Regions from separate parts of the Homo sapiens genome. Here region 2 is linked to region 1. Evidence: chromatin contacts called from ENCODE Hi-C or POLR2A ChIA-PET data. All regions are on one chromosome and are shown on one strand. Each heading gives the region's core, a stretch centred on a gene start or an enhancer-like site at or near the end of the contact. The rest is flanking DNA. Distances are from core to core; before and after follow the strand shown. Region 1 overlaps SMYD4 (SET and MYND domain containing 4). Region 2 overlaps RTN4RL1 (reticulon 4 receptor like 1).

Region 1 (5,324 bases), core at 1,339-3,838:
GTTTCACCGTGTTAGCCAGGATGGTCTGGATCTCCTGACCTCGTGATCTGCCTGCCTCGGCCTCCCAAAGTGCTGGGATTACAGGCTTGAGCCACCGCACCCGGCCTCTTATTTTTTTTTTTGAGATGGAGTCTCACACTGTCACCTGGGCTGGAGTGCAGTGGAGCGATCTCGGCTCACTGCAACCTCCGCCTCCTGGGTTCAAGAGATTCTCCTGCCTCAGCCTCCCAAGTAGCTGGGATTACAGGTGCCCACCACCACGCCTGGCTAGTTTTTTGTATTTTTAGTAAAGATGGGGTTTCACCATGTTGGCCAGGCTGGTCTTGAACTCCTGACATCAGGTGATCCGCCCACCTTAGCCTCCCAAAGTGCTGGGATTACAGGCGTGAGCCACCATACCTGGCCAGCAAAACCTCTTTAACTTGTGTTCCATGGGCTCCTTTTCTGTGGGTCAAAATCCTCCTGGAACCCTACAATGCAGGCCCTACAGGGGTGGGTGGTAAGTCCAACAAACAGGATTTCATCTTCTGGAGCTCCTGGATTTCATCGTCCCATGGGCCACAGTGCAGCGACAGAACCTCCTCAGCTTTCTGTATTGTGCTCAGGGCTTCGGGTACTGCAAACCTGAGCCAAGGGAGGTAAGAGGAGTTAGTTCACTGATTTGTGAGGCAAATGTTAATTGAGGGCCTACTCACACACCGTGAAGAATGTAAGATCATTTCTGTCATCAAGGATCCTACAATCTAGAACAGTAAGTAAGACACTGTCACAAACACGCTGCAAAACAAAAGTGTGAGAAAACAGTTATAAAAGATAGTATAGACGCCAGGATCCTGAGAACACGAGGCAAATCTCAAAGCTTTTTTTTTTTTTTTTGAGACAAGAGTTTCACTCTTGTCGCCCAGGTATTTGTGCGACCTCGGCTCACTGCAACCTCCGCCTCCCGGGTTCAAGTGATTCTCCTGCCTCAACCTCCTGGGCAGCTGGATTACAGGCGTGAGCTACCACACCCGGCCTCAAAGTTTTCATCTGGTATTTACCACAGGTTTACATAGCAGTTTTCATTTTAGGGTGACCATCTTAGGGCTGACCTCTGACCTAACTCTGCAGCCCTTTTCTCTCTCTCTGACCAAACAGAATGTCTCTGTGTCTTGGGTACCAGGCCCACTCAGCACAGCCTTAGGTTGAAGCTTTAAGCACTTTCTCATAGCCACATACACCAAGGGCAGCTTTACCAGGGTTGGAGGTTCCACCCGGAAATCCTGAAATTGGGCCCTAAATGGTCTCAGTAGCAAAAGTGGATTTGGCATCAGCTCATCAGCGTGCTGTTCTTTCCTTTTAACCTTCAAAGTAGAACAGGGGATTTAAAACAAAAAACAAACAACAGCAGCAAAAAAGCAGGGTTTCTCGACCCTGACACTATTGACACTGTTGCTGGCTCCTTCTTTGCTGGGGTTGGTGGGGGGGGCACTGTCTTGTACCCGGGAGGATGCTTAGCAGCACCTCTGGCCTCTTTCGAATAGATGCCAGCAGCACCCCCCTTCCAAGTCATGACAATCCAAAATGTCTCCAGAGATCGCTTGAGCCCAGGAGTTGCAGGAAGCAGTGAGCTGTGACCGAGCCACTGTACTCCAGCCTGGGCAAGACAGCAAGACCCCTTCTCAAAAAAAAAAAAAAAAAAGTCTCCAGGCAATGCCACATGTTGTCTGGGGGTAAAATCAGCCCTGGTTCAAGCAAACGCTTTAAAAGGAAGAGGATGCAGAGTAGGGAGAAGGCAGAGAGCCTGGAGCTGAGAGTGCTGGGAATGAGACAGCCAAAGGGGCTGTGACGAACCAGAGAACAACCAGAAGGAGAGCTATACTGGAGGGTGGGTGGGGCTGCCTGGCCAAGTTCTCTCTGGGAAACTCACTTGAGATCTAAAAGCTTTCCCCATATCTCCCAGGAGGAAATTCTTTTTTTTTTTTTTTTTGAGATGGAGTCTCGCTCTGTCGCCCAGGCTACAGTGCAGTGGCGCGATCTTGGCTCACTGCAAGCTCCGCCTCCCAGGAGGAAATTCTAAAGCGTTATGTTTGTTAGCAAAACAGAAGGCAAAGATCTCTCCTAAAGAGGAAATAAAGAAGTTTCAACATGCTTTTAAAAACACCATAGAAAAAAAGTAATACCCAGAAGAGCCTAGGAAAGGAACAGTGTGTGCCCTGTGAAGTGGGAAAGGGACTCACCCGTTGAAAAAGATCTGGGCCAATTTGAAGAGCTCATGGCCCATTTCAACACTGGACGGCCCGTGGCGAACCTCCACCACGTAGAGACTCCTCTGTAGATGGGTGGCTGACTTTTGCCAGTCTCCTGTGAGAAGAGAAAAATCTTGTTCCAGAAAAGAACCACTGTCAACTGTGGATGCATATTTTCAGGGGGAGGAAATGGAACGAGAGGGGGAGCACCCTCAGTTTACAGAGCGGGGGGTAACCAGGCAGACAAGGCCGGGGCCACGGCGAAGTGCCCACAGCAGACTGTTCCCGACGCAGAACGTGAAGGCTCATGCTGTACCTAAGGCAGCACAGGCCCGGGCCAGGCCATCCGCGATCTCTCCCACCACGGCGTGCTCTGCCCACAGGAAGCTCTCGGCGTCACGCTGGCACCCCGACAGCCGCTGAACAGCTCGCTCTGTCAATGCAGAGGAAAGACGTCTCACTATAGACAGAAGCCCAGTCCTAGGAATGAGAATCCAGGTCTCAAATCCTCTGAATCAGCTGGGCTGAATGTGGAAATTCCCCCTGGCCTCCCTGGGTTGTCACCAACGCACAATGTCTGTTCCAATAAAGCTGCTGTTTTCTTCTGTTTTCTCTGTCAGTGGAGAAAGGCGCTAGGGGAGGCCTCCCCACATTTACACTGTATTTTCAACATTAACTTCCCAACTCGACCAACTCTACCTTTCACGTACGGCCATGATTTCTCTTGACCCTGAAATCTAAGCTAAAGGTCAACTTTCATAAAGCAGGGTAAATAAAAATCCCATGATGTCAAGCTCTAAGGCAGGGTTTTCAAGGGCAATGGGGAGCTCCGCAAGTCTCAGACAAAAGCAAGACACTCCTATCAGCTGGGCTCACGCCCCACTGCTCTCTAGCAGAGACTAGCTCTGAGGAGGGAAGAACCGCCCTTCTAGGAAGTTACATCACTAGGCCCTGGAATTAAAATAAATGACACTCAACTTCTGGAACTGCACACAGCTCACGGATGTCAGCGATGACCCGTTAGTTGGCAGGGGTACTTCAACTTAGCAATCAGATGCAGAAGAAAACAACAGCTGAAATCACCTGGCCCCTTTTCAAGGGCCCCACAGTAACAAAGCTGGTCAGGGTTTGGACTCACTGGCCTATATAGCCATCTTGTGGCTGGCATGGGGATAATTACATCCAATTCTCCCATCAGTACTGAGTATCCCTGAGTCCAAAACGGTATCAGAACAAATAAAAGGGAAGGGGCTGGAGGACCAAAGCAGGGAGCCAGTCTCACCTAGTTCACCATCTCTGAGAAGCTTCTGGGCCACTCTGACCTGCTGCTGTAGGTCCTGTAACCGAGAGACCAGGTGGTCCCTGCTGACGGCGGATTCTGCACAAGATCTGCTGCCACAGCGCAGCACGTCATCTCCCTGTGGAAGTCAGTTTTCTCTTTATTCCAATGCCAGGGTCAGTTATCAACACCGCCTGTGCTTACATTACAGGACTGCTCCATAGTTTCTTACCTCATGGGGGAAAGAGACTCCTGTAACAATACATCGTGACGAAAGTCTGAGCGAATTTTGTTTGATGGCGGCAATGGCGGCAATTCTAATGAAGTGTATCAGCAGTAGCTGATCCCACCTGAGATTTCATTTTTGGAACAGAACTGGTACAGTGCACAATTTCTTTCCACTTCTATAGCCCCTCTTGTCGCTTTTTGGGGCCAGGACTTTAGATGACAAACATTTCTTTTTTTTGAGATGGAGTCTCGCTCGGTCTCCAGGCTGGAGTGCAGTGGTGCGATCTCGGCTCACTCCAAGCTCCGCCTCCCGGGTTCACGCCATTCTCCTGCCTCAGTCTCCCGAGTAGCTGGGACTACAGGTGCCCACCACCAAGCCCGGCTAAATTTTTGTGTGTGTTATTTATTTTTTTTTTTTAGTAGAGACGGGGTTTCACCGTGTAAGCCAGGATGGTCTCGATTTTCTGACCTCATGATCCGCTCGCCTCAGCCTCCCAAAGTGCTGGGATTACAGGCGTGAGCCACCGTGCCCGGCCTTGATGACAAACATTTCTAGTAGTTATGAAAAAGTCCTCAGAAAACCAATAGAAGGCCAGGTGCGGTGGCTCACGCCTGTAATCCCAGCACTTTGGGAGGGCGAGGCGGGTGGATCCATGAGGTCAGGAGATCGAGACCATCCTGGCTAACACGGTGAAACCCCGTCTCTACTAAAAATACAAAAAATTAGCCGGGCATGGTGGTGGCGGGCGCCTGTAGTCTCACCTACTCGGGAGGCTGAGGCAGGAGAATGGCGTGAACCCGGGAGGTGGAGCTTGCAGTGAGCCGAGATTGCACCACTGCACTCCAGCCTGGGTGACATGAGAGAGACTCTGTCTCACAAAAGAAAAAGAAAAAAAAAAAAAAAAGAAAACCAATAGAAAGGCTGGGCGTGGTGGCTCACGCCTGTAATCCCAGCGCTTTGGGTGGTCGAGGCAGGTAGGTCGCTTGAGGCCAGGAGATCGAGACCAGCCTGGCCAACATGGAGAACATGGCCAACTCGTCTCTACTAAAAATACAAAGATTAGCTGGGCATGGTGGTGCATGCCTGTAATCCCAGCTACTGGGGAGGCTGAGGCAGGAGAATTGCTTGAGTCTGGGAGGTTGAGGCTGTGGTAAGCAGAGATCGTGCCACTGCACTCACTTCAGCCTGGATGACAGGGCAAGACCCCATCTCAAAAAAAAAAAAGAAAAAAAAAAAAACTAATAGAAAAAGGTGCTAGGTGCGATCGTCCTACATTTGACCTTGGGTCTCCAAGTTTAGCTTTCTAACACAACCGGCTCTGCCTTTCACTCATGACTCCCCTAAGAAGAATACGGCACTTGTGGCAGAGGGGAAACCTCCGAGGTGGACATCTGCTGTGTTTCAAAGGCCGATATCTATTTTCTCATTTGGCAACAGCAACCCAACCCAGTTTCTCATAAGGATCCCTCTCACCCTCAGTCCCATGGCCCTTGCCCTACAGCTGAGGGTGTGGCATGTGGCTCACATATGGCTCCTTCCTCTGGCCCAAATGGCTGGAGGAAAACTATGTCTAATTTTCCTCCAGCCA
Region 2 (5,324 bases), core at 1,083-3,582, 220 kb after region 1:
AGCCCCTGCTGGCTTTAAACCACTAGGACTCGGAGGTCAGGCCTGAGCCGGGGCTGGGAGGTCCCCGCCCCCTTCACAGCCCTCCTACTCGGGCCTGCATCCCCGCAGACCCCCGACCCCAGCTGACGCCCTCTGAGAAGGGAGGTGACAAGGGCAGGCCGGCAGGGGCCGGCGCGCTCCTCGCAGGCCTTCTGGGGAAAGCGTGGGCGCAGGTGCCTTCGGTTGGGCTCCTGGGTCTGGGGCCTGGGGGCGGGCAGCGATGTCCCCCTCAGGGTGCCGGGCGCCCCACCCCCACCCCCGCCTCCGCCCCAGGCCGCGATCGATCCCGGCCTCTCCCGGCCTCATTACCGAGGGAGAGCTGCCGGGGCTGGCAGGGGAGCCAGACGGCGGCGGAGGGGGCGGGGAGGCCTCCTTGGCTCCCTGGCCCGGATTAAATATTTACTATGTTTTGTTTGGCCTTTGGGGGAGGGGCGGGGAGGGCTGTCGCATTGATCCGGAGCTGCAGGGCGAGGGCGGTGCCCAGACCCGGCGCCCCAAGGCCTCCCGCAGGCCGACCCGAGCCGAGCGCGCCCTTTGGGCACCGGCCCCGCCCGGGAGGGTCTTCTCGCTCTAGAGCCGGGGGCCCGCGCTGAGAGATCGGGGTTACCGCGCGGGGAGCCGCGGCCGCGCTGGGATCCGTTCCCTCTCGCGGGAGCCGCCGGCCGGGGATCTGCGCACCCCACGCGCCCCGCTCGGGTCGGGCCTCCCCTCCCCGCGGCTGCCCCCGGGCCGGCCACCGCTGCCCAGCGCGCAGGTCCCTGCCGGATCCCCGGCGGCTTTCCTGCCCCCACTTTACAGACGTGAACGCTGAGGCGGAGGGTGGGGGACGTGGGGCCGGCTCGCCTCCTCCTGGGCTCGCCGGGATGTGGCCTCCGAGGTCGCCGCGGCGCTTTCCTGCCCAAGCTGGCGCTGCCGGAGCGCCCGGGCCCCGCTCCCCTCACGGGCCTCGCAGCACAGACGGGGACAGGGGCGGCCTCGCGCGCACGGGGACCCCGGGGTGGGGGTGGGGGTGGGGCTCTGCGAGGGCCCTAAAAACGCTGGGGACGCGGGTTTGACGCACTTTCCCGGCAGCCGAAGACGACCCCGGAGCCCCTTTATTCTCTACGCGCTCATCCCACGCGCAGAACAGACACAGGCCCTGCCCTCACCGAGGGTTCCAGTCGGCTGTGCACAACTGAAGAGCTGCTCCCCCTTCCCTGCACGATGCCATCCTCTCACACACAGGGCGGGGACCACTCCACAGCCCCTTACAGCGATGTTCACTCGCCCCAGAGAGCTGCTCACGCCAGTCTACACCAGACACATGCGCGATCACACACACACACACACACACACGCTGCACTGAATGTGTGCTCATCATACACACACACACACACACACACCGGCCGGGCGCGGTGGCTCACGGCTGTAATCTCAGCACTTTGGGAGGCGGAGGCGGGCGGATCACGAGATCAAGAGTTGGAGACCATCCTGGCCAACATGGTGAAACCCCGTCTCTACCAAGAATACAAAAATTAGCCGGGCGTGGTGGCGCGCGCCTGTGATCCCAGCTACTCGGGAGGCTGAGGCAGGAGAATCACTTGAACCCGGGAGGAGGAGATTGCAGTGAACCGAGATCGCGCCACTGCACTCCAGCCTGAGCAACAGAGCAAGACTCCGTCTCGAAAAAAATAAAACACACACACACACACACACATGAACTGCCCCATCCCTATCCACGTATGTGCACATGCAGCTCCCAACACCCATACACAAAGAGCTGTTCACCCACTGCCACCCTGTACATGTCGGTGTACACACAAGCACACACGTACACAGAACATCCAGCCTCTTCTTCCTGTCCCTGCACACATGCACAAATACACACTGCAGTGCCCACTCCCTATACATGCCCCCCCCACACACACACGCACAGGCACACACACTCTTGCGTGCTGACTGCAGGCGGCTGGGGAAGAGCTGCAGCCTCCAGCCCTGCTCCTATTTAAAGAGAGGCATTGCTGGAAAAGGAACAAAAGCAAAGCTGGCTATAAATAGCCACCTCCCTCCCGGCTTTTCCTGCCCTCCGGCCTCACGGCCTTGCCTCTTCTCGCCTCTCCTCTCCTGTCTAGGGCCCAGAGCAGCTGGGGCAGGCCTGTCCCCAGGGGGGCAGGCAGTGGGGCCCTGGAGGCCAGGTGGCCAAGTGCTGACCACTGGGCAGGCCAGGGTCCCTGGGCCTGGATGGGTGCAGGGGCACAGGCCGGCCATCTGCAGCCAGCCCTGTGTGCATGTACCCAGCACAGAGGGAGGGAAGCCTGCCTGGGCCAGGGCTGCTGCCTCAGCAGAACTGCAAAGGCTGACAGCTGTGTCAGGGAGAAGGCGTGTCTGCCAAGTAGCAGCCACCGCTGCCCCAGGTGTCCCTACCCAGCCCGGCCAGGCCTTTCCTAGTTTGCTTCCTGGGTTGGCTCCTGGAGCCCAGAGCCAAGGATATTGGGTGCCTTGTTAGGAAGCAGGATGGGGCAGAGGAAGGAATGTCAGGACGGGAGGCAGGGAAGGGACACAAAGTCCTACTTTGGGTTCCAGTTTTTGTTTGTTTGTTTGTTTAAGATGGAGTCTCTCTCTGCCGCCCAGGCTGGAGTGCAGCGGCATGGTCTCGGTGCTACCTCCACCTCCTGGGTTCTAGCGATTCTCAAGTCTCAGCCTCCCGAGTAACTGGGATTACAAGCACATGCCACCATGTCCAGCTAATTTTAGTATTTTATTTATTTATTTATTTATTTTGAGACTGATTTTCGCTTTTCTTGCCCAGGCTGGTGTGCAATGGTGCGATCTCGGCTCACCTCCGTCTCCCAGGTTCAAGTCATTCTCCTGCCTCAGCCTCCTGAGTAGCTGGGATTACAGGGGCGTGCCACCACGTCTGGCTAATTTTTGTATTTTTAGTAGAGATGGGGTTTCGCCATGTTGGCCAGGCTGGTCTTGAACTCCTGACCTCAGGTGATCCGCCCAGCTCAGCCTCCCGAAGTACGGGGATTACAGGGGTGCGCCACTGCAGCTGGCAGGGTTCTGGTTCTATTACCTACGGGTCCAGCAGCCTTGGGCAAGGCTCCAAATCATGCCACCCAGCCTCACCTTCAGCCCCTCTTGGAGGGATGGTGGGAATACTGCATGGAAACAGCTGTGGCTCGCAGGCCTTTGTGAGCTGTGGAGGGTCATGGAATAGGAGACGTGACAGGCTGCCCTCTGTGTCTGAGAATCACTTGATAAAGATAACAATAATAATGTTTTTCATTTACTTTTTTTTTTTTTGTAGTGATGGGGTCTCACTATGTTGCCCAGGCTGGCATTGAACTCCTGGGTTCAAGTCATCCTCCCCTCTCAGCCTCCCAAAGTGCTGGGATTACAGGTGTGAGCCACCACGCCTGGCCTTTCATTTACTTTGTATTTTCCATGTGCCAGACACTGGACTATGTTTAGCTTATTTGATCCTCTGGGTTTTTTTTTGAGATGGAGTCTCACTCTGTTGCCCAGGCTGGAGTGCAGTGGTGTGATCTGGGCTCACTGCAAGCTCCGCCTCCGGGTTCACACCATTCTCCTGCCTCAGCCTCCCGAGTAGCTGGGACTACAGGCGCCCGTCACCATGCCCTGCTAATTTCTTTTCGTACTTTTAGTAGAGACGGGGTTTCACCATGTTAGCCAGGATGGTCTCGATTTCCTGACCTCGTGATCCGCCCGCCTCGGCCTCCCAAAGTGCTGGGATTACAGGCATGAGCCACCGCGCCCGGCCTTATTTGATCCTCTGTAAGGTAGGCACTATTTATATTCCCATTTTCCAGATGAAGAAACTGAGACTCAAGTGCTTGTTCCAAGGTCACACAGGCCCCTAAAGCACAGAGCCATGCTGCAAGGTAGAACTGGGTCTTTCTGAGACCAAAGGCCTCCTTCCTATGTCCTGTACTGCTGGGGACTAGGGCAGCCTTGTTCTCGAGCAGCCCCTCCTCAATGGCCAGTGGAGAGCTGGGCCGGGCTAGGCTGCCTCCCCCAGGACTCGATGGGCTGCGGGAAGGGGTGACTGCGGGATTCTCCCCTGCTAAGGTCCCCACTTGGGGTTTGCAGCATCAGCTCCCCCCGTCCCCGGCTCCCCTGAGGGGCCTCTTCACTTCAGCCCTGGGGGAGGGGAGGGGAGGGAGTGGGGGGAGCTCAGGCAGACCTACTTTCAAGGTTTTAATCCTTTTTGCTTAAAGGATTTTTTTTTTTTGCTTGGGGAAGACTTGGTCTGATCAGAGGAGAGACGCAGGGAGCTGACAAGCATCGGAGGTTGGGGGATGATGAGGAGAAAGAAATACATATTTATTACCCTCAATTATTAAAAAATAGATAGTACGAGATCTTAGGTCCTGGCAGACACTGCAGCGGTATTTCTGCAAGGACTGTCTTCCTTCCTTCCTTCTTTCTCTTTCTTTCCCTTTCTTCCTTCCTTCCCTCCCTCCCTCCTTTCTTTTTTCTTTCTCTCTTTCTCTTTTTTTTAATTTTTAATTTTAATTTTTTTTTTGAGACGGAGTCTTGCTCTGTCGCCCAGGCTGGAGTGCAGTGGCGCGATCTCGGCTCACTGCAAGCTCCGCCTCCCGGGTTCACGCCATTCTCCTGCCTCAGCCTCCCGAGTAGCTGGGACTACAGGCGCCCGCCACCTCGCCTGGCTAATTTTTTGTATTTTTAGTACAGATGGGGTTTCACCGTGTTAGCCAGGATGGTCTCAATCTCCTGACCTCGTGATCCGCCCACCTCGGCCTCCCAAAGTGCTGGGATTACAGGCGTGAGCCACCGCGCCCGGCCTGTCTTTCTTTATTTCCTCTCTCTGTCTCTTCCCTCCTCCCTCCCTCCCTTCCTTCCTTCCTTTCTTTTCTCTGTCTCTGTCTCCCTCTCTCTTCCTCCCCACGCCCGTCTCTCTCTGTTGAGATTGTGACATGGCTAGCTTGTTAGTAAAAACACTCTGGCCAGTTCCCAGTGGGGGGCAGAGGGAAAGTCAGGTCCCGGCGAGGAGGCAGGGGCAGCAGCCAGGGTCCTCCATACCCCGGCTACCAGGAGGGGCCCAGACCCAACTCAGCAGCAAGGGTGGGGCGGGACGGATCTGTGCCCCCGTTTTGGGCTGCACAGGCTGGGTCCGAGGCCGGCGTGTTGCCCCAGCTATTTTTTTATGTACCTGCTGCTCTCTCAGGACAAACCCTCCACCAATAACAGGCCTTCCCTTGTGTTGCTGTTCTTTCCAAGGGAGTGGTGAGAGAGGAATCGATTCCAGCTTTCTCTGTGGG

Evidence for each region. A loop is a pair of places that touch in the nucleus more often than their neighbours do. ChIA-PET counts read pairs that join two places held with the same protein, here RNA polymerase II (POLR2A).
Region 2: a loop to region 1 is called in a map of astrocyte of the cerebellum, with 5 times the contacts of the local background. The contact joins two enhancer-like sites. A Hi-C loop is called at or near these places in 1 of 168 maps with a recorded cell type or tissue (astrocyte of the cerebellum). POLR2A ChIA-PET finds 5 or more read pairs at or near these places in 3 of 52 experiments (AG04450, CD8-positive, alpha-beta T cell and H1).

The regions. Positions count from the first base shown.
Region 1 is chr17:1,780,816-1,786,139 of GRCh38, forward strand. It overlaps SMYD4 (SET and MYND domain containing 4), which reads right to left. Exons shown (of 11, transcript NM_052928.3): 8 at 3,511-3,646; 9 at 2,545-2,661; 10 at 2,220-2,343; 11 at 1-624. The coding sequence ends at 471. Among named protein-coding and RNA genes, the nearest start is that of SERPINF1, 21 kb to the left of the region's middle. RefSeq lists an enhancer at 3,040-3,334. Within about 2 kb of position 2,589, at least 34 of the 41 ENCODE cell types and tissues checked have a DNase peak (open chromatin) inside an H3K27ac peak, as active enhancers do.
Region 2 is chr17:1,997,744-2,003,067 of GRCh38, forward strand. The region is part of intron 1 of RTN4RL1 (reticulon 4 receptor like 1); the gene reads right to left. LOC105371486 (a long non-coding RNA gene) reads right to left here. Exons shown (of 4, transcript XR_001752746.2): 4 at 4,908-5,324. Among named protein-coding and RNA genes, the nearest start is that of RTN4RL1-AS1, 17 kb to the right of the region's middle. RefSeq lists an enhancer at 2,242-2,752. Within about 2 kb of position 2,333, at least 22 of the 41 ENCODE cell types and tissues checked have a DNase peak (open chromatin) inside an H3K27ac peak, as active enhancers do.